Linked DNA regions of Homo sapiens: regions 2 and 3 are each linked to region 1. Evidence: chromatin loops called from intact Hi-C (ENCODE). Cell type or tissue: endothelial cell of umbilical vein. All regions are shown on one strand. Region 1 overlaps CFAP54 (cilia and flagella associated protein 54). Region 2 overlaps ELK3 (ETS transcription factor ELK3). Region 3 has its middle 28 kb from the start of CDK17.

Region 1 (8,000 bases):
TTGCTCTTCTCAAATCCTAACCTTCCTATCATGACATGCTGTATTATCTACCTAACTGTTCACATTGACCATCAAATTGTGACTTCCTGAAAGGATCTTACTCATTTTTGTGTCTCCAATACGCAGCACACTGTATTTAATAAATATCTGAAGGAAGGAAGAAGGGAGGCTTTCTTATTTAATCATATCACCATTATTATAATCCTCTAGAGATAACAAATGAGTTCAAAGGAGTTATTAAGAACTCAATAACAAGAGTTCATGTCCCTTATTTCACCAACTCTTTGAAATATTTCATTCATCATTTATAATTTTTAATGAAGATGCTTCTAGATCAACCAAAATATTAACATATATGAAGGGTTACATTTTCCAATAAAGAAAAATCCCAATAGGGATCAAATGGCCAAAACGCTATAAAAGTTCCATTCCCTAATAATCTTAATAGCTATAGAACAAAATATGCCACCACTAGTACACTGAAGTTAACTATATATATACATGATGAGTTGTCTTTCTGGAATGTATCTTGAGCTACACAAGTAACCCGTGAAGGTTAAATTAGGCTGTTCTGCCTATGTGCCACCAGCATCAAACCCTTCAGAATTAGTTCAGGCAGGAAAAACTAAATGGAATTGTGAATTGGCCAGATGATTTATTTATGGTCGTTAACAAGATATGAATAGGCATGTGCACAGCCATGAAGGCAGTCCTACACAAGACTTCCAGCCAAAGAGGTTGACTAGAGCAGAAATCCAGCTTACGCCCCACATACCAAACCATGCACCCTTGTGCAGGAACGTGTTGGCCCAAAGGAAGGGGTGCTTATTTCTCATTCTCACCAAGGTCCCATCCACTGACCAAGCCAGGTGTCACATAATGTAGAGAAGGTGCCTTTTTCAAATTGATACAGGGGCACTCTACAGGCCAATAGAAGCTCTGGAGTGACACATATATAAATTTATATATATATAAATTTTTTTGAGATGGAGTTTCACTCTTGTTGCCCAGGCTGGAGTGCAACGGTGCGATCTCAGCTTACTGCAACCTCAGCCTCCCGAGTAGCTGGGACTACAGGTGCACACCACCATGCCTGACTAATTTTTGTATTTTTAGTAGAGACAGGGTTTCACCATGTTGGTCAAGCTGGTCTCGAACTCCTGATCTCAGGTGATCCACCAGCCTTAGCCTCCCAAAGTGCTGGGATTACAGGCATGAGCCACCATGCCCAGCCTGAAGTTAAGTTATATTTCAAGTACTCAATCAAAATGAAATGAAAGAAGGAAAAACAAAAAATAGAGTGTATTAAATGGTCATTAGAAAGTGTATTCAATTAGCTTGGCATAGTGGTGTGTGTCTGTAGTCCCAGATACTCCAGAGACTAAGACTGCAGTGAGCCGTGATCAGACCACTGCACTCCAGCCTGGGCAACAGAGCAAGATTCTGTCTTAAAAAATAAAGAAAGAAAACAAAAGAAAAACAAAGTGTACTAAATGGTGGTTAGCAGAGAAAAGCAAGACAAGAGTGTACATACTAAGTGATAAGGAACACAAAACTAAACGAGGAGGGAAGGTGGCTTGTATTCAAGAGCAAAGTGAGGATGGAAAGACAACAGATAGAAGTTTTTGAGATCTATTGCACAGCATGGTGATCATAGTTAACAATAACGTATTGCATATTTCAAAATTACTAGTAAATAGATTTTAAGTGTTCTCACTACAAGAAAAAGGTATGTGAGAAGATGAATATGTTAATTAGCTTAATCATTCCACAGTGCATACATTCAACAAAACATCACATTGTACCTCATAAGTATATACAATTATTATTTGTCATTTAAAAATAAAAATCTTAATTTTTAAAATTCCAAAAATCTTACTCAGAAATGGAGCAAAGAAGGTGAAAATGAATAGAGAATAAAGGAGAGAGCAGAAAGGAGGGTGAGAGAGAAAAACAATGGAAAAGCCAAGCCAATTTGTGCAAATAAAGCTGAACTTTTGTCTTTTCTTCATTTCAATTCTTTGGTTGGGTTTTGTTTTTCCCCTGGCAGGCATCTAAGGAAGAAAATGCTGGATACGCTCTATTTTAAAATATTGGGCCTGGACACAGTGGCTCACGCCTGTAATCCTAGCATTTTGAGAAGCCAAAGCAGGCAGATCACCTGAGGTCAGGAGTTCGAAATCAGCCTGATCAACATGGCAAAACCCTGTCTCTACTAAAAATACAAAAATTAGCCGGGCATGGTGGCGCATGCCTGTAATCCCAGCTACCCAGGAGGCTGAGGCAGGAGAATCGCTTGAACCTGGGAGGTGGACGTTGCAGTGAGCCGAGATCACATCACTGCACTCCAGCCTGGGCAACAAAGCCAGATTCCATCTCAAAAAAAAAAAAAACTCGACTCCTCAGAGTTAAAAAGCAGCATACCTCTCCGTGAATCCCGGCATGGCAGTCATAGCAGCACTGGCAAACAGCTGTGTAGAGAGTAGCGCGCCATGTCAAGTACCTGAGTGACAGGAGCGGGACCAAGGACTCCATACACATGCTGGCCCACAGGAGATACTCTAAGGCCTGCAAAATAAAGGGCACCATTGGATTTGTTTTCATTTGAAGTTAATAATGATAATTGTATTAAATATAATCAAATTCTAAGTTGTGAGCACAAGTTGCTGATTACTCAAACCAAAAATACCATAAATAACGTGTCAAGAAGAAACAAGCATTTAAAAAGTAAAAGATAATTTAAAAGCTCAAAATCTCAAGCCATTTTGGAAGACATCCTAAAATGTCTTTTTTGTTTGTTTATTTGTTTTTAGACAGAGTCTTGCTCTGTCACCCAGGCTGGAGTGCAATGGCACAATCGCAGCTTACTGCAACCTCCGCCCCCTGGGTTCAATTGATTCTCATGCCTCAGCCTCCTAAGTAACTGGAACTACAGGTGTGCACCACCACACCTGGCTAATTTTTCTATTTTAGTAGAGAGGGGGTTTTACCACGTTGACCAAGCTGGTCTTGAACTCCTGACCTCAAGTGATCCACCCGCCTCGGCCTCCCAAACTGCTGGAATTACAGGCATGAGCCACTGCACCCGGCCTGTCTTGTCTTATTATAAGCCTCTCTGCTCATTTTTATTAACATTTACCATGTCAACAGTAGTCTAGGAATTAACTCCAATGATACAATTGTTATTTGTTGGCCTGGAACCAGTATATGATTCTGAAGATTAGCTGGTATAGGAGGTAAGGAAAATGAAAAAGGCTTACAGCCTGGGGCCTGTGATGCTTAGTAGAAATGGTCCAAGATTAGAATCAAATAAACCTGGATTTTGGTCCCAATTTTACCACCTAGTGGCTGGATCATTTTACCTCTTTACGCCTCAATTTTCTCATCTGTAAAATGGGTATTTTTTCACATTACAATAGTGCTGTTATGGAGAAAGTGACAACGTACATGACATGCTAGGAAAATACTTCCATAATCTAAAATAAAATCCACCTTAATATACCTCCAGTGCATTGGTCCTCATGTCTTCCAGAACAGCACAAAGCAATCCAGAACTCACTTCTAAATTACAGCCATCCAGAAATCTAAAAACATTTATGTAGCCTGCCCTCTCCCTCAGCTCTCTCGTCCAGGGTAAATATCCCCAAGCACTTCCATCCCTCACGGAACTGCACTGCCCTTCTCCACCATGATTGGCCTTCTGTGGCTTTACCCCAGGTTGCCAGCATCCTTTCAGGGTGTATGGCTAGACCACAGTACAGTGAATGCTTTCAGTCCCTGGTTGTGGACACTGTACCTCTTCTAAATTAGACTAAGGTTGATTCCTTGCTGTTTTTGTTGTTGCTGTCATTGCTATTGTTGTGAACTTTGTGAACTGATATGAAATTAATCATATCACCAAAAACCCTCGAATTTTTCTCACATTTGCTGCTCCCTAACAATCTCTATTTCAGATTTTTGCATTTAGATTGTTGTGGTTTGGGTTGGGTGGTATATGATTAAGCCATGCCTAAATTTCCCCTTTAAATTCACATCTTTCTAAAATCCTTCAGGACTCCTGGTATTAGAAATTTCACATTTCAAAATGAAAATAGCTTCAGTTAACAATTGTTCACATTGTATTTGATTTGCTATGGAAAATCAAAGTTTTTTGTGCCAGAAGAGATCTTAAAAGTAACCTAGCTTGACTCCATGAGGCTAAACTCACTCTAATCAAAAGAGCTGGGGCTGAAACTCAGGTCTTTGAACTCCCAAATGCAGTGTTCTTTCCACTACACAGAGGAGCCCTGACAAAGGGGAGAAGCTCACCATAAACCACTTAGGGTTATGAAAAACCATCTTTCAAGTTTAAACAGGAAAAGCCATTTTCAAAATATGACTCAATTTGTAGCATTTTTTTCTTACCCTTAAAAGCTACAAATAATTGTTTCTATTAATTAAAAAATTTAATAGGATACATCAGGACTATTCTCTTCATGGAAAAAAAAAAAAAAACTTTAAAAAGTCAAATGATATCCATATCTAAAACATGGCCCCAGTAAGAGCATGTTGCAGGTGTTGAGCAGGAAATATACATACGATTAAATCAGCTCAGCCACAGGATGGCGCTGCAGCCTCATTTATATCAGCTTACACCATTTAAAGAAAATGACAAGCAATTTCAAAGTTAGGACTTAAAGTTTGTGTAATGGTACGTGAAATAATTTGACAGTAACTGTTCAAGCCACATACGTTGTCAAACCATTTCAGTTTCATAGTAAAATGAAACAGAAATCAATCGTTTCTTAGAATGAACAGATTCTAGATGTATTCTTTAATGTTTGCTGAGTACTATACTACAGTTTTAAATGCCACCAAAGAAGCTAAATTATTCCATAAACAAAAGCAAAATGGTCATATGTCTTCAGGGAAAGAGGTTTCAGAAGTCCGACCGCCCTCTATTCCCTAAGCTTATGCTGGTGACCTGCTGCAGCACTAAATTAGGTGTTTCTCACCTACGGAAGAGCCCCTGGTTAGTTTTGGTTTTCAGGATGTCTTTAGGAAGATAGGGTTATATCAGAAAATATCAACCCCTTCCCTGCAGCTTCTCCATTTGAGTATGTAAACCAAAATAGAATGGGTCATGACGGGATTCTATTTAGTCAACAGACATGCATTATTCTAATGGTACAGAGTGACACTGCCCCTGGTCTCAGCACATCTCTGACTAGATGTGTGACCCTAAGCAAAGTAACTTTTCCCAGCCTCAGCTTCCTTATCTATTATATAAGATAGAGGTAATGGCCGGACGCAGTGGCTCACACCTGTAATCCCAGCACTTTGGGAGGCCGAGGCGGGTGGATCACGAGGTCAGGAGATCAAGACCATCCTGGCTAACAAGGTGAAACCCTGTCTCTACTAAAAATACAAAAAATTAGCCAGGCATTGGGGCGGGTGCCTGTAGTCCCAGCTACTCAGGAGGCTGAGGCAGAAGAATGGCGTGAACCCGGGAGGTGGAGCTTGCAGTGAGCCAAGACCGCGCCACTGCACTCCAGCCTGGGCGACAGAGCGAGACTCCATATCAAAAAAAAAAAAAAAAAAAAACATAGAGGTAATGACAGCACCTTTCTCAAAGTGGTGGTGTGAAGATTAAATGAGATGACAAATGAAAGTGCTTACAAGCATACTTGATGACGGTAGGCATTCATTCAATCAATGTTAATGATGATGATGCTAGTGCCCACCTCATAAGCCTTTCACAGGACCTAGCACATGGTATAGATTCAATAATAACAAAAGCTAGCCATCATGCCTAGATCCTATAAAAACGGGAGTTTAGACAGCATGAGGAGCCCAGGTCTATTTCTCCTTCCGTCTTAGGCTATAACATACTTGAACTCTGAAGTCACTACAGTATTCAAAGCCCTCAGACCCAGGACATCTCACACACGGTGGGACCTCCAAAGACTTGTCTCCATTAAATGGACCCATCAAATCCATTTTTAGCCTCAGCTCAGGAATCAATTTACCAACTGGAGGTTTGGGAATTACTGGTGAAAATTATTAATTTCCTTGAAACAGAAAGAATGTCATTCAGATCTTCAGGTGCCAAATGTACAACCACCCACCCCTCCCCCAAAATTATTGCATCCCTCACCTCCCATCCCCATCCCACAAGACTGGCACCACAGAACTATACTCATTTTGGGCCAGGCACCGTGGCTCACGCCTGTAATCCCAGCATTTTGGAAGGCTTGAGGCGGGAAGATCACTGGAGGTCAGGAGTTCGAGACCAGCCTAGCCAATATGATGAAACCCCATCTCTACTAAAAATACAAAAAATTAGCCTGGCATGGTGGTGGGTGCCTGTAATCCCAGCTACTCAGGGGGCTGTGGCAGGAGAATCACTTGAACCCAGGAGGCAGAGCTTGCAGTGAGCTAAGACGGCGCCACTGCACCCAGCCTGGGCAACAGAGCAACACTCAGTCTCAAAAAAAAAAAAAAAAGAACTATACTCATTTTAGTGTCATTTTACAGGCGATTTAAGTTTTGAAATATAATGAACAAAAGAATAATTTTAGTGGCAAAATTTATGTACCCTGTGCTTTTATTAATTCATATAAAATATTATCGGTTCCCATGGTTTCCTTATGGTTGAAAAACTGAAGATTTATCTCCTAATAAGATTAGAATACCTATTTAATCAGCATGGCAAAATACTCAACTATCCTTATTTTATCAGAGACAAACTCAAGGTATATGAGGCAGAGAAGAAATGTCTTACAAAGGTTATGAATAAGAAATTATTTTAAGATGACTGTCACTTTAAAATTCTCTCAGTGTTAACAAGCACAAACACTAACAGTCAAATGTCGGCACAGACATTTCTGCCCTTCAAAGCTTTGGCAGCAAGCACTGCAGCAGACCAAACTATGATGGTCCTGTGAAGCCATGTTTGTTGTTGTTACACCAAGCGCAACCAGAGTATGCAAATTCTCTTTAGGAAATCATCTGGAACTGAATGTAGCATCATTGCAGTAGTCTGCGGGCCAAGTTTACATTAGGCCTGGGAGAGTCCCCCCTCAATTTAATTCACACTCAGAAAGCTGGCACAGAGCTTCTTCAAGTCACTGTCTGTCATAGAGTTTTTTAATTTGAGAAGCAAAACAGAGAGAGAACACATAATTAATGTTATCCATTGAGCATGCAAATTTCTTTACTTCCATTTTTATTTTTCAGATGTTGTCAACTTTTAAGATACTTGGCTATGCTTTGAGGAAATAAGAAAAAACATATCTCTCCTGAGTGTTAGAATATTCAGGGTAAGGTTCTGTATGGAATAAAGAATAAAGTAGTCATGTTTCAGATGCCAGCAACAACTCAAGCAGGGTCTCAACGGGAGTATATTCGCCCTTCTTGGCCTACATTCCAATAACTGGAAAACTAATACAGGGAATAAATATGTCTCCCGTGGACAAAAATGCTACCAACATTGTAGGGAAGTCAATAGAAGTGTCAGCAACTTCCTCAAGCTAACACTGAGCAGTGACTACTGGTAAGTAAGAATCTTATTATAAAATAAAGTCTCCTTGCCTTTGTCATGCAACTGGGTTAGAGTTTAAGTGTGCATTCACCCGATTAGCATGCAGGCCAGAAGTGGAAGCACTTCAAGCAGAATGAAATCCAAGCTCCGTATCATGACATAAAGGGGGTAACCATAGTTTATCATCCAAACCAGGACACCTTTTTTTAATTTTCTATTTTTTTTTCATTTGAGACACAGTCTTGCTCTGTCACCCAGGCTAGAGTGCAAAGTGGCACGATCTTGGCTCTCTGCAACCTCCGCCTCCCAGGCTCAAGCAATCTTCCCACCTCAGCCTCCCAAGTAGCTGGGACTACAGGCATGTGCCACCAGGTCCGGCTAATTTTTGTATTTTTTGTAAAGACGGGGTTTTGCCATGTTGGCCAGGCTGGTCTCAAACTCCTGGCCTCAAGTGATCTGCCAGTCTAGGTCTCCCGAA
Region 2 (8,000 bases), 250 kb after region 1:
CTTCATTCTCCCCTAACTTTAGTAATACATAAAGCAGTGTATCCTCTCTCAGTTTCCACAAGCAAGGCCTTTAGTACCTCCACTCTCTATTTGTATTACAGCAAGTTTTTGATCCATCAAAAATTGTGAACACCTACCTATACTGATGAAGATACCTAGTGTTAAAAATGGTTTCTTTGTTGTTTGGGTTCATCACCACTCTGTGAGCTTCTTCTAAAGCATTAGATTTTTTAAATGTTAATTATAGTTCCAGGGGAACCCCAACTTACTTATACTGACACAGTAAATATATCAGATGGTCGGGATTCCCTATGGAAAACTGAGAAAACCAGGGCTAATTTTTTGAAATAAGAATATGCTAACCTAGGAGATATTCTTGGGCCTGGAATAGCATGAACTTGATGTAGCTTTTCCATCTCAGATTTTTGTCTGGGAGGCATCTAAAAGATAAGATACTGTAAACAGCTAAGGAGGCTAGCCTTTCAAGGTCCATTCTTTTGAAAATGTACTTTAGAACATTTTCTTTTATCAATGTTTATTGTCTAAATATGGCTTAGTTTATTATAAAAACATTACTTGGACATTTACTGAATTTCAGTTCAAAAGAGGTTCTAAGGCAATTCTTATACAATTGAAAGTAAAACAAAACGTGATATATGCTTTCATATTGCCCACTGGTGAAAAATAATGAAATTCTACTAGAGAGCTGTTTGATACTAATTTTCATCTTTCAAACATTTCCTCTTAATACTAAAAAATATATAAATCATTCATTTACATTAAATGCGAAGGAAGGCACAACTGGTTATAGTCTATATAAGCACACAGTTTAGCATACTCAGAACTAAAGAGAAAAAAGCTTCACATCCTTATTAGTTATACTGAAAACCATTAAGAAAAGTTCTTCACTGTCAACAGTGTTCAACACTTAAGAGCTAAAAGGATATAAAAACAAAAACATTAAAATTCACTTAATGCCAAACAGATTTTCATATATACTTGAATATATCAAAAACAGTTTTTAAAATGCTAACATAAATCTAGACTATCCATGTTATGAAAAGTGCAAACCAAATTAACAAGAGTTTCACAATGTCCTTCTCACGACACAGGTAAACTAGCCCGTGGGGACAAATTTGTTTCATCAGTTAATGAGTCCTTAATTGTGGCCAGACGTCATCAGGATTTCTGAGAGTTTGAAGAAAGCAGTACTGGAGAAGCAGCTCTGTCCAGACTGGGGATTGGCACTGGCATGTGGCCATTAAGCAGTGTGGGGAACTGTAGGGGACAAAAGATTTTTACAATAATTATTGCAAATCCATTGGGAAGAACTTAGGTTCTTTACATTCCCATACAGTCCATAGCAGTCCATTTCTCTCATCACCCCTGTGATAGAGATTAGTTGCCAATGTATTTTACAGAATAATTGGAAGATGACAATGAGATCAAGATTTACATAGAGCAAACAAAGGATAAGGCCCAGAAAATGTCCCTAATTATTCTATATGCATAGGCTACTAGGAAAAAATATATAATTTATATGTTGCTAAAGCATCTTCTAACACTATTTTTTAAAAGTTCTAAGCTACTCAGGATGCTGATAATGCTATAAATATTAAAATAATGTTTAATATTAAATATTAAAAGAGTGTTTTGAAAACCATAGACTCTTTACATGTGAGTCAGTAATTTCTAATACTATATTTTGAAATTTGCCATCAGTTTTTCAGGGTACTACAAAGATGATTCTTGCAGCATTTATTCTAAAGTAAGAAATGTATTTAAAGATTTAGAATAGATTATTTTGGAGCTAAGAAAGTATTCTAATTAAAATATCACACAGATCACTCATAAGTGACAAAGAATAAGATTTCTGTATTGTTGTTCACTAAGATGATAAATATAGTAGGATGACAGTATATGCTCTGATAATGAGTTTCAGGTCTGAAACAAATATGTTAGTTGCAATCCCAACTGAACAAGGCCTTTTAATATGTGACTACTTGCAACTAGATTTTCGTTGTTGAGGATGATGTGTCAAAAAGATCTCCTGGGCTGTCTTTTCTAGCTTATTTCCTATTTAGTCCAGGAAAGTTAAACTTCAGCGCCAAATATCAAATTACAGAGCCTGACACATGTTAGAAGTACAACAAATACTTATATTTAAGTAAATATGTTTTTGCAATTTTCAAACAATTTCAGTAACTTGTGTCTAGTACCTTAGAGTTTATCAAGGCTTGTCATTTCATTTGATACCTAGGAGCTGTAACGTAAGTTTTGTTGTCCCCATTTTACAGATGAGAAAACAGATTTCAAATAAGTTCTGTTGGCTAAAGGTCACACAGCTAATAAGCAACACAGCCAAGTTTTAAACAAATCTTTCTGTACCAACATTTTACAACTTTTTATTTTGGTAGGAGTTAGGGGGTATCTTTAATTACTGTTTTAATTTCTTTAATGATTATTGGCATATTCAAGGTTTTTGTTTCTTTTCTGGAACTTTAGAATTTTAACTTTTTCTAGAATTGTATTCACTTCAACTGCATTATCAAATCTATGCACATATAGTTTATACTCTTGTTTAAAAGGTCCGTGCTACTAACCACTCTTCCCATTGAGTTAGAGTGAACATGGGAAGATGAACAGATTTTAAATTTTCATTTATTTATTTATTTTATTTAGAGATAGGGTCTGGCTCTGTCACCCAGGCTGGAGCATAGTGATGCAATATTGGCTCACTGCAACCTCCACCTCCCAGCCATCCTCCCACTTCAGCCTCCTAAGTAGCTGGGACTACAGGTGGATGCCACCATGCCTAGCTAATTTTTGTATGTTTGGTAAATACGAGGTTTCACCATGTTGCCCAGGCTGGTCTGGAACTCCTGAGCTCAAGCAACTGGCCTGCCTCAGCCTCCCAAAGTGCTGGGATTGCAGATGTCAGCCACTGTGCCCAGCCTGCATTTTCATTCTTTTTGTTTATTTGCATCTTCTCTCTCTTTGGTGTACCTTATTGGTGTTTTCAAGAGAATCAGTTTTGGTATTCATCTGTTTTGCAAAATAAATTACTGATTTCTGCCCTTATTATTTCTGTATACTCAATGGACATAGTTTCTCTTGATTAGCCTGGCTTTTCTAACATTTTTTTAGTCATCTTTATTAGGCTCTTCTCCCATGACACTCCCCTATTTTAAACTGCAACGTTTCCCAAACTTTTGTCCCCAGCCACCTTTTCTCCAGTACCATGCTTGGACTTGACAACCATTTCCATTTTAGACATCTCCAACCAATGCCTCTTTCCCACAAAACTCGCCCTTCTTCCATTGCTTACTCCAAGTCAGTGAGAATGGTGGCTGGGACCACAAACTTAAAACTTGAGTCAGGGCTCCACCACTTACGAGTGTGTTATCTTGAATAAACTAGCCAATATCCCTGTGCCTTAGTTTCTTATCTCTAAAATAGAATTACTGGGAGTATTAAATGAGAAGCCACCAAAAGTGCTAAGAACAACGTCTTGCACACAATAAGTCATCAATCATCAATAAATGTTAACTATTGTTATGTTTTATCTTTATTTTTTCAGACAGGATCACTCTGTCGCCCAGGTTTGAGTGCAGTGGCATGCTCATGGCTCACTACAGCCTCAACCTCCAGGGCTCAAGCAGTGCTGCCACCTCAGCCTCCCTAGTAGTTGGGACCACAGGCACACGCCAGCACACGTGGCCAATTTTTGTATTTTTTTTGGAGAGACAGGGTCTTGCTATGTTGCCCCTGATGGTCTCGAACTCTTGGGCTCAAGTGATCCACCCATGTCACCCTCCCAAAGTGCTGGGATTACAGGCATGAACCACCATGCCCGGCCTTAACTATTGTTATTTAGTAGCATTTCCAGTATGTTAATCACTTAGTAATCTTTGCTTCTACTTAATTTTCAATACCTACTTTACCCCTCAGACCCAGCTCAAAGTCTGCCTCTCTTGAGCTCACCTCTAAAATGTCTTCTAATTATATCCTGTGTCCACTGTTTTAATCTCAAAGATGATTCTCCCTTCAATATTTGTAGTATCATTTCCTCTAGCCAGGTATGGTCGTTGACACCTGTAATCCTAGCCCTTCCTAGGAAGCTAAAGCAGGAGGACTGCTCGAGCCCAGGAGTTCAAAACCAGCCTGAGCAATATAGTGAGACCTCGTTTCTACAAAAAAATTTCAAAACTTAGCCAGGCTTGGTGGCATATGCCTGTAGTTGTAGTCCCAGCTACTTGAGAGGCTGAGGTGGGAGGATCGCTTGAGCCCAGGAGGCAGAGGTTGCAGTGAGCCGAGATTGTGCCACCGCACTCCAGCCTGGGCAGCACAGCGAGCTCATCTCAAAAAATAAAAATAAAAATTTCCTCTTATCTTCCTGTTCCTTCCACTTTCTCTTCAGTTCTTCCTCCACACTAATATCAGTGATTGTTCTCTAAAACAGAGATCTCATCCTCCTACCTCCAGCTTAAAAAGCGTAAACATTTAACAGATAAAGAGAGAAATTCCTAAGCCTATATTCAAGGCCCACAGCTGCGTTTCCAACCTTATCTCCTATCACCTGGTCCCTTCCTGAACAGACTCTCACGTCCCCGTCATTCGGCTCTATTCATCTAAATGTACTCGATCGAAATCCTGTCCCTTCCTCCCAGCTGAGGCGCCACTGCTTCCTTGGAGCCTGTCCAGTGGCCAGCTGGAAAAAGCGCGTCTGCCCCTTACTTTCTGCAGCAGTTTGTTTACTCATCCACTATTCACATATTCTCTGTCCCTACAGTCCTTGTCGCAGAGCATTGCAAATATTTGCTGGGGTTAGATTTGTTGAACTAAAAATTACAGCACACATTCTTAATTGAAAACTTAATTAGCTCTACCTTGTTTCAAGACATACCTATTCCTACTAGGTATATTCCACATTGGAACAAAATCTGTTTCAAAAGTCATGGAACAGACATCCTTAGACAAGAAGAAAATAATAAACTGTCCAAGAAAAACCGAGTTCACTTTATTTATATAAATCAAGGTTCTTTGTTTACATTTAGCACAATGTCTTCGGTGCCTCTCTCCTTACCTAAACATTTCTCAATTTTAAAGCATACCTCTTCCAGAAAGGCGTCTTCTCTCTCCTTCCTTGGAATTCTTTCATATCTGCTATAACCTGCTATAGTAATCATATTAGGGGCCCTTCTGTACAAAAATGCTTCAGCTGTTCAACTATTACCCCAAGGATTCTGATCAACCTTTCCAATCATGGTAATAGGAAACTTGCCAGCATCATTTAAAATGTGTAAGCCAAATCTATTTTTTTCTTCCTTCATTACATCTATAGCGTACATGAAAGAGGTTTGTTGTTATTTTGAAAGAAAATTATTTTCATCAGTTTAAAAGGGATGTTGGCCAGCGTGGTGGTATGCCTGTAGTCCCAGCTACTCCAGAGGCTGAAGTGGAGGACTACTTGAACCCAGGAGTTCAAGACCAGCCTGGACAACATAATGAGACCCCGTCTCTAAATTTAAAAAAAAAAAAAAGTTCTTAAAAAAATAAGAGGCACTGCTGATAGTAATCTGAATTCTGAATATGTATCAATTGTAACATCTAGTTTTAAAAATCAGAAAGTTATTCCTCTACCATATTTTGTTGTTTACCGTTCTCAAAATTGCTATTTTCAACTTTTGCCATACTCAGTTGCTCTTTTCACAGGAAGACTAATAATATTTTAAAAGGCAAAAAATTGTTTTTCCTTAGTCTCCTGGATCCAGCCACAAAAAGAGAGCCCAAGGCCATACAACCTGTCAGCCATCCGGAATACCAGCTTGTCTTTTTTTTCAAGGGTTGTATTCTGAATGGCTTCAGGAAAGAGAACAGGTCCACTTGGTGAAATTAAAACTCTAAGCAGGTAGCCTTTAAATGCAGTAATTTCTGATGCAGAATTCTAAATATAAACTAGGAACCTCTGGTCTGCAGTGCTTCTCAAATTGGTTCCTAGACTGGGTAGTATCACTAGGAACATGACAAAAATGTTTTTGGGCCAGGCACGGTGGCTTACACCTGTAATCGCAGCAATTTGGGAGACCAAGGCAGGCAGGTCACTTGAGGTCAGGAGTTTGGGACCAGCCTGGCCAACATGGCAAAACTCCATCTCTACTAAAAATACAAAAATTAACTGTGTGTGGTGGTACACGCCTGTAGTCCTAGCTATTTGGGATGCTGAAGCAAGAGAATCACTTGGACCCAGGAGGTGGAAATTGCAGTGAGCAGAGATCACACCACTGCACTCCAGCCTGGGCAACAGAGTGAGACTCTGTCTCAAAAAAAAAAAAAAAAAAAGTTTTTATCAGGCCCTATCCCAGACCTACTGAGTCAGAAACTCTGGGAGTGGGGCCCTGCAATCTTTATTTTAACTCACCCTCTAGGAGATTATTTTGCATGCTAACTTTGAGAACCATTGGTCTACAGTAGTGACTGAGGACTGAAGAAACGAGCGGATGCACGTATCCCAACTCCCAGAGATCCTGATAACGTGTCGAATCACTGTAGACATGAACCATCATTTCCTGTTGGGAGTGTTGGGCTGGAAAAGGTATCTAAGACAAGGAATCCCAAAGAACCCCCAGCCAATAGTGCTCCATTGCTTTCCTAGGAGGTTGCCAAGGCCTGCACCAATCAGGTGGCAGAATTCCCAGTAAGGAGAGAAATGAGAGGCCACTTATTATTCACAAATACCTACTGAACTCTACAGAAGCTCTGTGTTAGATTCTAGGATTAGAGTAGTATAACAATCCCTACTGCCATGGAGTTTACTGTAACCAAACAATTTCTTTCTATTCTATTAATTTTAGAATTCTGCTGCTCTAATCTTAAGACTTTCAGGAAATGAGGTGTTTTTATCTCTCCACCAAAAGATTAGTATTCCTAATTTTAAACTTTCCTAATACAACATTTGCTCATTGCTTTTTGCTATTTCTAGTTTCTCTTTTCCTACCCAAGCTGAAATTGTTAAAAATCAACATGACTATAGCTCAAGTTGTTGTGATGGGAATAAGGGCTGTGAAAGAGATAGAAACCCAATTACTCCAAGGATATGGTCACTTCATGACACCCTACCCTAACTCCACTAGGAAACCAAAGAAGCAAGATGGCAATCAAAACCTCTTTAGCTCCACCCTTACAAAGAGACCCTGAATCCCAGCATGTACAGCTCCTGGCACAGAGGAGGTACTCAGCAGACATTAACCTTGACAAGCAAAATGACCAGCTCAGATGATCATGAAGACTTGCTATTAATACTGGCCTTTCTCAGACTTCTCTTTGTGAATTCATTTAGACAGTCAATTATTACTGAGCCTCACTTGTGTACCAAGCCATGTGCCAGATGCTGGGGACACCACAGTGAACAGGATTCCATTCTGGTCTCGAGGGCCCATAGTTTAGTGAGAAAGATTGCCAGATCAACAGGCAATCATAATACAAAGTGCCACGTGCTAGATGAAATGGTATCCAAAGAGCTGCAACTAACTTGGGGTAAGCCACACTGTGGGGCACAGGATACAGGCAGGGACGATGAGAAAAGCTAGAATTTGGGAAAGAGGGAGTTTGCACTGGGTCCACCTTTTCTTCAGTCCTGTCCCTAGGATTCTTTCCACCTGCACTCAACATATTCAAACAGTAACACCTTAATCAGTGAGTAATGATCTATGGGTCTCAAGGAGGAAATACTGATTTCTCCATGATAGCAAGTGACGGTCCTGCAAGATTCTGGTGTGTGAATGAATAATGAAGGTGCTCGCCTAGTATGGAGAGTTCTATAAGATAAAGCAGCTAAGTCTTCATTATTTTTTAACCAAATGCCCTGGATTCTCCTTTTTCATTACAGAACAAGGAGAACTTAATGATGATTCATAAAATGATGCAAGTAATTTTTCTATCCCAGGATGGGGAAATTGTTCACTATTTTTATTTTCACTTTATGTCAAACAAGTTGCTAC
Region 3 (8,000 bases), 89 kb after region 1:
TAATTTTTGTATTTTTTTTTTTCCGAGATGGAGTCTTGCCCTGTAGCCCAGGCTGGAATGCAGTGGCACAATCTCGGCTGACTGCAACACTCCCTGTCCTGGGTTCAAGCAATTCTCCTGCCTCAACCTCCTGAGTAGCTGGAATTACAGGCACGCACCACCACGTCCGGCTAATTTTTGTATTCTTAGTAGAGATGGGGTTCCACCATGTTGGCCAGGATGGTCTGGATCTCCTGACCTTGTGATCTGCCTGCCTTGGCCTCCCAAAGTGTTGGGATTACAGGCGTGAGCCACTGTGCCCAGCCAATTGCCCTTATTTGTATCCTGCTAAATCATAAAGGTTTGGGGAGTTCCTTTAGGCCCCAATAAACTTGTTTGTGGAGGCCTGGGGAGTTTCTTCAGACCCCCAATAAAACTTGTTTAATCCTAAAAGGGTCCTGTTAAGAATTGCTTCATTATTTTGTCATGCTTCAAGGCCCAGGAAAAGCTAGCCAAAACTCTTGGTGGGCTTTTGTTACATTCCAGCCTTTGTATAAGGATCCTGGCTCTTTCAGCTTTTAATATTTAACTTAACTACTTAGTCAGTGCTGAAACAGTTGTTACAGAGGTCTGCATCTGTGAGACCAGGCCTACCACACAACCTCTGCCTCCTGGGTTCAAGCGATTCTCCTGCCTCAGCCTCCCGAGTAGCTGGGACTACAGGCATGTGCCACCATACCTGGCTAATTTTGTATTTTTAGTAGAGACAGGGGTTCACCATGTTGGCCAGGCGGATCTCAAACTCTGACCTCAGGTGATCCCCAGTCCTGGGCCTCCCAAAGTGCTGGGATTACAGACAGGAGCCACCGAGCCTAGCCATTACAATCTTTTGGTGTAATGTGGGGTGTGTTAGGCCTCGGGGGCAGGCCTCTGACCTCCTGCCTTCTTCTCCCCTGCTTCAAGGCAGGACTCTAATTCTTCCTGCCCCACCCCCACCTTTCTGACTGTGGGTCTTAGGACTCTTCCCAGAGAGGATCCTGCCCATACCCTGGGGAAAGGAATGCTGACGTCATAAAGGTTCCATAAAAACCCAAAAGGAGGGCCAGGCGTGGTTGCTCATGCCTGTAATCCCAGCACTCTGGTAGGCCAAGGCGGACGGATCACTTGAGGTCAGGAGTTTGAGAGCAGCCTGGCCAACATGGTGAAACCCCATCTCCACTAAAAATACAAAAAATTAGCCAGGCATGGTGGCAGGTGCCTGTAACTCCAGCTACTCTGGAGGCTGAGGCAGGAGAATTGCTTGAACCCTGGAGGCGAAGGTTGCGATGAGTTGAGATTGTACCACTGCACTCCAGTCTGGGCGACAAGAGTGAAACTGTGTCCAAAAACAAAAACAAAAGGACAGAGTTCAGTGAGCTTCCAGATAGCTGAACACGTGGAGGGGTCCTGGTTGGTGGTATACTCATGAAGGGTATGGAAGTTCCATGCACCTTCCTCTATATCTCACCCCATGTGCCTCTGCATCTGCATCCTAAGTCTCTTACTCTGCAGGCAACAAATTAGTTGCCTATTCAATGTTCACTCTATTTCTCTTTCCTTCTTTTTTTTGTGAGACAGGGTCTCACTCTATTGCCCAGGCTAGAGTGCACTGATGCAGTCATAGCTCATTGCAGCCTCAAACTCCTGGGTTCAAGTGACCCTCCTCCCTCAGCCTCCCAAGTAGCTAGGACTACAGGTGCCTGCCACCATGCTCAGCTAATTTTTATTTATTTATTTATTTATTTATTTAGATCTCACTATGTTGCCCAGGCTGGTCTCGAACTCCTGGGCTCAAGCAATCTTTCCATGTTAGCCTCCCAAAGTGCTGAGATTAAGCATGAGCCACTGCACCCAGCATCTCTTTGCTGAACGCTGATTTTATTCAGTATCCCAACCTCTTCCACATCTACTGCTGAGAGCTCCATTCCAATTGTTCTTATTAGTATGTTTGGCAGTGACTGGTTTAGCTATTGGCATGTGGTGCATTCTGGCCAATTAAATGTAAAAAGAAATCTTTCAGGCTGCTTCTGAAAAAGGTTTCCTCCTTTCAAGAGAGATAAACAGAGAGCACCTCTTCCTCTAAAATTGTCCTGTCCAAAGGTTATACATGGAACTGCTGTAGTCTTCTCATAACTAAGGGGGCATTCCTTAAGGACAGAGAAAACAAAACACAGAGTGAAAAAGGCAAAGTTGGGGGAAAAAAAACCTCACCTTTATTGTTGGCCCATCAACATATTTAATCTTGGACATTCCTACCTTTGGACTTTTTGAATATAGTATTATTTATGCCCATTCTGAGTTCAGTTTTCTGTTATTTACAGCAGAAAATATCCTAATGGACACTTTGGCTTCTCTCTCTCCGGTGACTCCCGCCTGTCGCCATTGCAAGGACTTCCTCTCCTTTTAACATCTGTAGCCTTCTTTGAGTCCCAGGATCTCTAAACCTACTTTTTCTGAACATCAGAGAATAACTCCAAAATTCTATTAATTTACTATGGGGAACAATTCCCTTTTGTTTCCATTTCTCCAATCCAGCCTCCAGGGTCCCCTCCTCACCACCTCATTACCAAAAGACCCACTTAATGAGTTTGCTTAAAGAATTCTTTCCCAGAGATTAGACGCTAAAGACCTGGAGTCATACTACCTAAGTGTGAACATCAATTCCACGTCTTGCTAGCTGTGTAAGCTTTGATAAGGCGCTTATTTTTTCTGAGGCTCATCTTCATCTGCCAAATGTCAAATAATTTTTAATTTTTATATAGACAGGGTCTCACTATGTTGACAAGGCTGGTCTTGAACTCCTGGACTCAAGCAATCCTGCTGCCTCAGCCTCTGAAAGTGCCGAGATTACAGGTGTGAGCCAAATAATAATTGAAGAATTGGTGTGAAGCTCAAATGATGTCATCTACACGAAGACCTCATAACAGTGCCTGGCACTCGTAAGCATTCAAGATAAAAATGCTGATTGGAAGTAAAGGAAACCAGATAAAGTAGCAGAAAAGAAACTTTCCACTCTGTGTGCTAGTAGCTTACAGAATGGAAAGCCCAGCACAATAACCAGGCTCAGAAAAGACAAGGACCAGGGTGGCCTTGGGAATCCAAATAGCAAGAAGTAATCTTTTTCAGTCTTTTTGTTTCTCTGCTTGAGATTCAAACTCCTGGGGACAAGCATCTGATTGGTCTGGCTTTGGCTGTGTGTTCACCTCTTATTTGGCTAACGAAGTACCTTGGTTCTTGGAGCACCGGGATCGTCTCCAATAGTGCTCCAAGGCAAACTGGAAATGCTGTCACAAGAAAAAGGAGTAAAGTGAAAAACAAACAACCTAACACCATTGGTTATTCTACATTTGTTATACTATATTTTTAGGACAAGATTATGTATTCTACATATCACATTGCATAACATCCTTTATTTATTTATTTATTTATTTATTTATTTATTTATTTATTTATTTGAGACCGAGTCTTGCTCTGTCGTCCAGGCTGGAGTGCAGTGGTGCAATCTTGGCTCACTGTGACCTCCACTTCCTGGGTTTAAGCGATTCTCCTGCCTCAGGCTGGGATTACAGGCGTGTGCCACCAGGCCCAGCTAATTTTTGTATTTTTGTGGAGACTATCCAAAACACTTCTGCTCTTTTACAATTTGAATAGTCAGTTGATTCTCAATCTGAAGCCAGTTTTTATACTTATGACTCCTGAAGTCATTTTTCCTTCTCCTAATGTCATCCCACTGCATTGATCAAGATCTCCTAATCTAGAAAGGAAAGAGAAGAGGCCCACAAAAGAATAAAGCCAAACACTTTGGTTCCAAAGGCCGCTGGCTAAAAATTACTCTTCGATTTCACTTTTTTGTTTTTTGTTTTTTTGAGGTAGGGTCTCTTTCTGTCAACCAGGCCTAGGCTCAAGCAGTTTGCCCACCTCAGCCTCCCAAGTATCTGGGACCACAGGTACACACCACCACACCTGACCTCAAGTGATCCTCCTGCCTCAACCTCCCAAAGTGTTGGGATTACAGGCATGAGCCACCATGCCTGTTTGGATCATTTGTATTTTCAAAACTCAGTCCAAAGGAAAACACATGTTCTTGTCTCAGTTTTTTTAAGACCGAGAAGCCTGTCAATGATAATTATGGAGGGATATAACAAGGCTGTTATAGCCCTTGAAGGATGGGAGAGGCAGAGTTAAGAGTGAGGCTGTTAACAAAAAAAAATGCCAGTATTAAAGAAAAACATTGGAGGAAAGCATATACAATTGAGGACACAATTATCAGCCTGTCTTATCTATCCTTCTGTCAATTTTGCAGATTCTAGCCCTAGAGAGTGAAGTAAAAAAGGGAAAGGAGAAATGGATAGGAAAGCATCTTAATGGTCTAACTGGGTCTTTTCTTTAATTTTCAGAAGAGAAACCCTTTTGACCTCAAGCATGGTCAAAAAGATTCCATGATGCATTTATAGGCAAAAGCCTTAGAGAAAGCATTAACTTCACTGTTTATCATTTCTTTCATTCCCACATTTTCAACCACCGATTTATGTCCATTTTTTCTTATAAACATGTTTTTTCTTCACATCCATTCCTATTGTCAGAGTCAGCCTGGAGACCAGTCATCTTGTGGCTGTACTGCCATCACAGCTGTCTCCCATGATCTTATTCTAACTGCATTCTTTTCTGTGAAATCACAGCACGAGTCAGCTTCCTCCAGCATCATTTTGGCCTCACGCCTTTCAAATCACACTTAAGCTCCTGATCCAGATGTGAGAGCATTCTGGCTGAGACATTTGCTGCCCCTTTGTTCGTCAGCACTGACTCGGCTGAGCTGACTGAGGAGGCAGATGTCCCCTTCCTTCCTCACTGCTCTCTCTGCGCACCCTGCCCCCCAACCCCCTGGAGCTGCACACATGGAGACACTGGCAAACAAACAGGAAGGGAAGCCATGATCTGGAGCAAAATTGTCTAGGGTAAGAGGGTAGCCGGGAATTGGGACTAAGAACTAGGAAACTCTAACGTTGAGGGGCCAAGTGGTGAGGGCTGAGCCTAAAAGGAGGCAGAAAAATAGATGCTAGGAGGATGGTAGGAGGAAAATCAGAAAAATGTGGTGTTGTGGAAGCCAAGGGAAAAGATGTCTCGAACAGTAAAGAGGCATAAGCAAAATGCGGCCTATACACACAATACAATATTATTTTTTCTCGTTTTCTTTTGCTTTTGAGACAGAGTTTTGCTCTTGTCACCCAGGCTGGAGTGCAGTGGCGCAATCTCAGTTCACTGTAACCTCCACCTCCCAGGTTCAAGTGATTCTCCTGCCTCAGCCTCCCGAGTAGCTGGGATTACAGGCCCCATGCCCGGCTAATTTTTGTATTTATAGTAGAGATGGGGTTTCGCCATGTTAGCCAGGCTGGTCTGGAACTACTGACCTCAGGTGATACACCTGCCTCGGCCTCCCAAAGTGCTGGGATTACAGGCATGAGCCACCACGCCTGGCCACAATACAATATTATTTAGCCTTAAAAAGGAAGGAAATTCTAACACATGCTACAATATGAGATGAGCTTGAAGACATTATGCTAAGTGAAATAAGTCAGTCACAAAAGTGACAAATACTGTATGGTTCCACTTATATAAAGTACCTAGAGTAGGCAAGGTGTGGTGTCTCATGTCTGTAATCCTCTCACTTTGGGAGGCTGAGGTGGATGCATCACCTGAGGTCAGGAGTTCGAGACCAGCCTGGCCAACATGGTGAAACCCCGTCCCTACTGAAAACACAAAAATTAGCCTGGCGTGGTGGCAGATGCCTATAATCCCAGCTACTTGGGACACTGAGGCAGGATAATCGGTTGAACCCAGGAGGCGGAAGTTGCAGTGAACCGAGATGGCTCCATTGTACTCCATCCTGGGCAATAAGAGCGAAACTCTGTCTCAAAAAAATAAATAAATAAAAAATAAAAAAAATAAAGTACCTAGAGTAGTCAAACCCATGGAGACAGAAAGTAAAGGGTGGTTGCCAGAGGCTGGGGGAAGATGGTAAACAGGAGTTATTGTGCAATGGGTATAGAGTTTCAGTCTTGCAAGCTAAAAAGAGCTCTGTGAGCCTGGCACTGTGGTTCCCTAATCCCAGCACTTTGGGAGGGTAAGGTGAGAGAATTGCTTGAGCTCAGGAGTTCGAGATCAACCTGGGCAATAGAGCAAGACCTCACCTCTACTAAATCCCACCCTCCCCATAAAAAAATCCCCAAAACTGGCCAGGCGTGGGGGCATGAACCTGTAGTCCCAGCTACTTGAGAGGCTGCAGCAGGAGGATCGTTTGATCCCAGGAGATCAAGGCTGCAGTGAATTATGATCATGCCACTGCACTCCAACCTGGGGGGCAAAGCAACAGCCTTTCTCAAAAAAGAAAAAAAGGAAAAGAGAAACAAAAGGAGTTTTATGAATGGTGGTGATGATCACACAGCAATGTGAATGCACTTAATGTCATTAAACTGTACTCTTAAAGGTAGTTTTACCACAATTTTTAGAAAAAGTAAAGAGAGGTCAGCAGATTCAGATGCAGCTGAAAGGTCGGGGATAGGGAGGACTGAAAATATCCCTTGTGTTTAGCGTCATAGAGATTGCTGGTGACAAGTGTGAGCAGGATCCTGCCTACATTCTGGGTGACTTCAATCAATATTCACATGCAAATATTTATGCATATTTTCTGGCTCATAACTGACTTTCAGTAAAAGTGAGTCATGACAGATTCAGGCTGTCTGTGGTCCATGGCTAACCTCTTCCTCCTGTCCCTGCCTTCACTTGATGCATTTCATTCTCCCTGGCGTACTCCTGGCTCCTATGCACATTTCAACATTTTCTCCATAAATCTTAACAGGCCTTAAATGTCCTGTTTTCCCTAGTAGGGTGCTGATTCCTCTTTTCTGCCAACCCACCTCTCTCCGTTGCTTCCAAACAGGCACTAAATACTTCCCCCCTCCAAGGCCTTTTCCTAGATTAATTCCATTTGGCTTCAAAAATTCTTACCATTATCTTCATCTCTTTTATCCTAATAATTTTTTTCTCATAAAGATCTTTTTTTTCTTTTGAGATGGAGTCTCACTCTGTCACCCAGGCTGGAATGCAGTGACACGATCCCGGCTCATCGCAACCTCCACCTCCCGTGTTCCAGAGATTCTCCTGTCTTAGCCTCCCGAGTAGCTGGGATTACAGGCACCCGCCACCATGCCCAACTAATTATTTTTTGTATTTTTAGTAGAGACAAGTTTTCACCATGTTGGCCAGGCTGGTCTGGAACTCCTGACCTCAGGTGATCCACTCGCCTCAGCCTCCCAAAGTACTGGGATTACAGGCATGAGCCACCACGCCCAGCCATAAAGATCTTAAAATAGTATTTATCACTCATTCAATAATTACTTAAGGAATTTAACATTCCATAAACATGAATAAAGCCACTACTACATACCAGGTATTGTGACAGTTACTAGAGATACACTTCTTGCCCTCAAACAGCTTATAGTCCAGTAGGGAAAAATGTATCTTCTGTACCTTGTACACAGACATTTTTGTCTTGAGGTTAAATTTAAAAATACAAATGGCAAAGAAAAAATCTCTCTCTAGAGAAAGATTTACAACTATTTCGGGAGACAATATAGCATTACAGTTTCAGTAGGAACTCCTTTTCCTTGCTGATAAATTTAGTATAAACTGGCCAGGCATGGTGGCTCATGCCTGTAATCCCAAAACTTTGGGAGGCTGAGACAGACAGATCACCTAAGGTCAGGAGTTCAAGACCAGCCTGGCCAACATGGCAAATCCTGTCTCTACTAAAAATACAAGAATTAGCCGGGCGTGATGGCAGGCGCCTGTAATCCCAGCTACTAGGGAGGCTGAGGTAGGAGAATTGCTTGAACCCAGGAGGCGGAGGTTACAGTGAGCTGAGATCATGCCATTACACTCCAGCCTGGGTGACGAGAGCAAAACTCCATCTCAAAAACAAAAAA

Evidence for each region. A loop is a pair of places that touch in the nucleus more often than their neighbours do. Peaks named below come from ENCODE experiments on the same cell type or tissue, not always from the same donor. Only the 100,000 strongest peaks of a DNase experiment are listed, where the experiment ranks them.
Region 2: a loop joins it to region 1, with 6 times the contacts of the local background. A loop is called at or near these places in 6 of 110 quality-filtered maps.
Region 3: a loop joins it to region 1, with 5 times the contacts of the local background. A loop is called at or near these places in 7 of 110 quality-filtered maps.

What each region holds. Positions count from the first base shown.
Region 1 is chr12:96,513,496-96,521,495 of GRCh38, reverse strand. It overlaps CFAP54 (cilia and flagella associated protein 54), which reads right to left. Exons shown (of 68, transcript NM_001306084.2): 6 at 2,425-2,568. Among named protein-coding and RNA genes, the nearest start is that of CFAP54, 28 kb to the right of the region's middle. RefSeq lists a silencer at 4,665-4,774. In endothelial cell of umbilical vein, a CTCF peak has its summit at 4,606 (motif pointing right); a DNase peak (open chromatin) is centred at 4,645; H3K27ac peaks cover 1,017 bases.
Region 2 is chr12:96,260,360-96,268,359 of GRCh38, reverse strand. It overlaps ELK3 (ETS transcription factor ELK3), which reads right to left. Exons shown (of 5, transcript NM_005230.4): 5 at 1-1,278. The coding sequence ends at 1,180. Among named protein-coding and RNA genes, the nearest start is that of ELK3, 70 kb to the right of the region's middle. In endothelial cell of umbilical vein, no CTCF peak of the experiment used is centred here; DNase peaks (open chromatin) are centred at 4,679 and 6,582; H3K27ac peaks cover 3,892 bases.
Region 3 is chr12:96,424,252-96,432,251 of GRCh38, reverse strand. It overlaps the pseudogene RN7SKP11. Among named protein-coding and RNA genes, the nearest start is that of CDK17, 28 kb to the right of the region's middle. RefSeq lists an enhancer at 6,604-6,703. In endothelial cell of umbilical vein, no CTCF peak of the experiment used is centred here; DNase peaks (open chromatin) are centred at 3,031, 4,741 and 6,741; H3K4me3 peaks cover 360 bases; H3K27ac peaks cover 5,580 bases.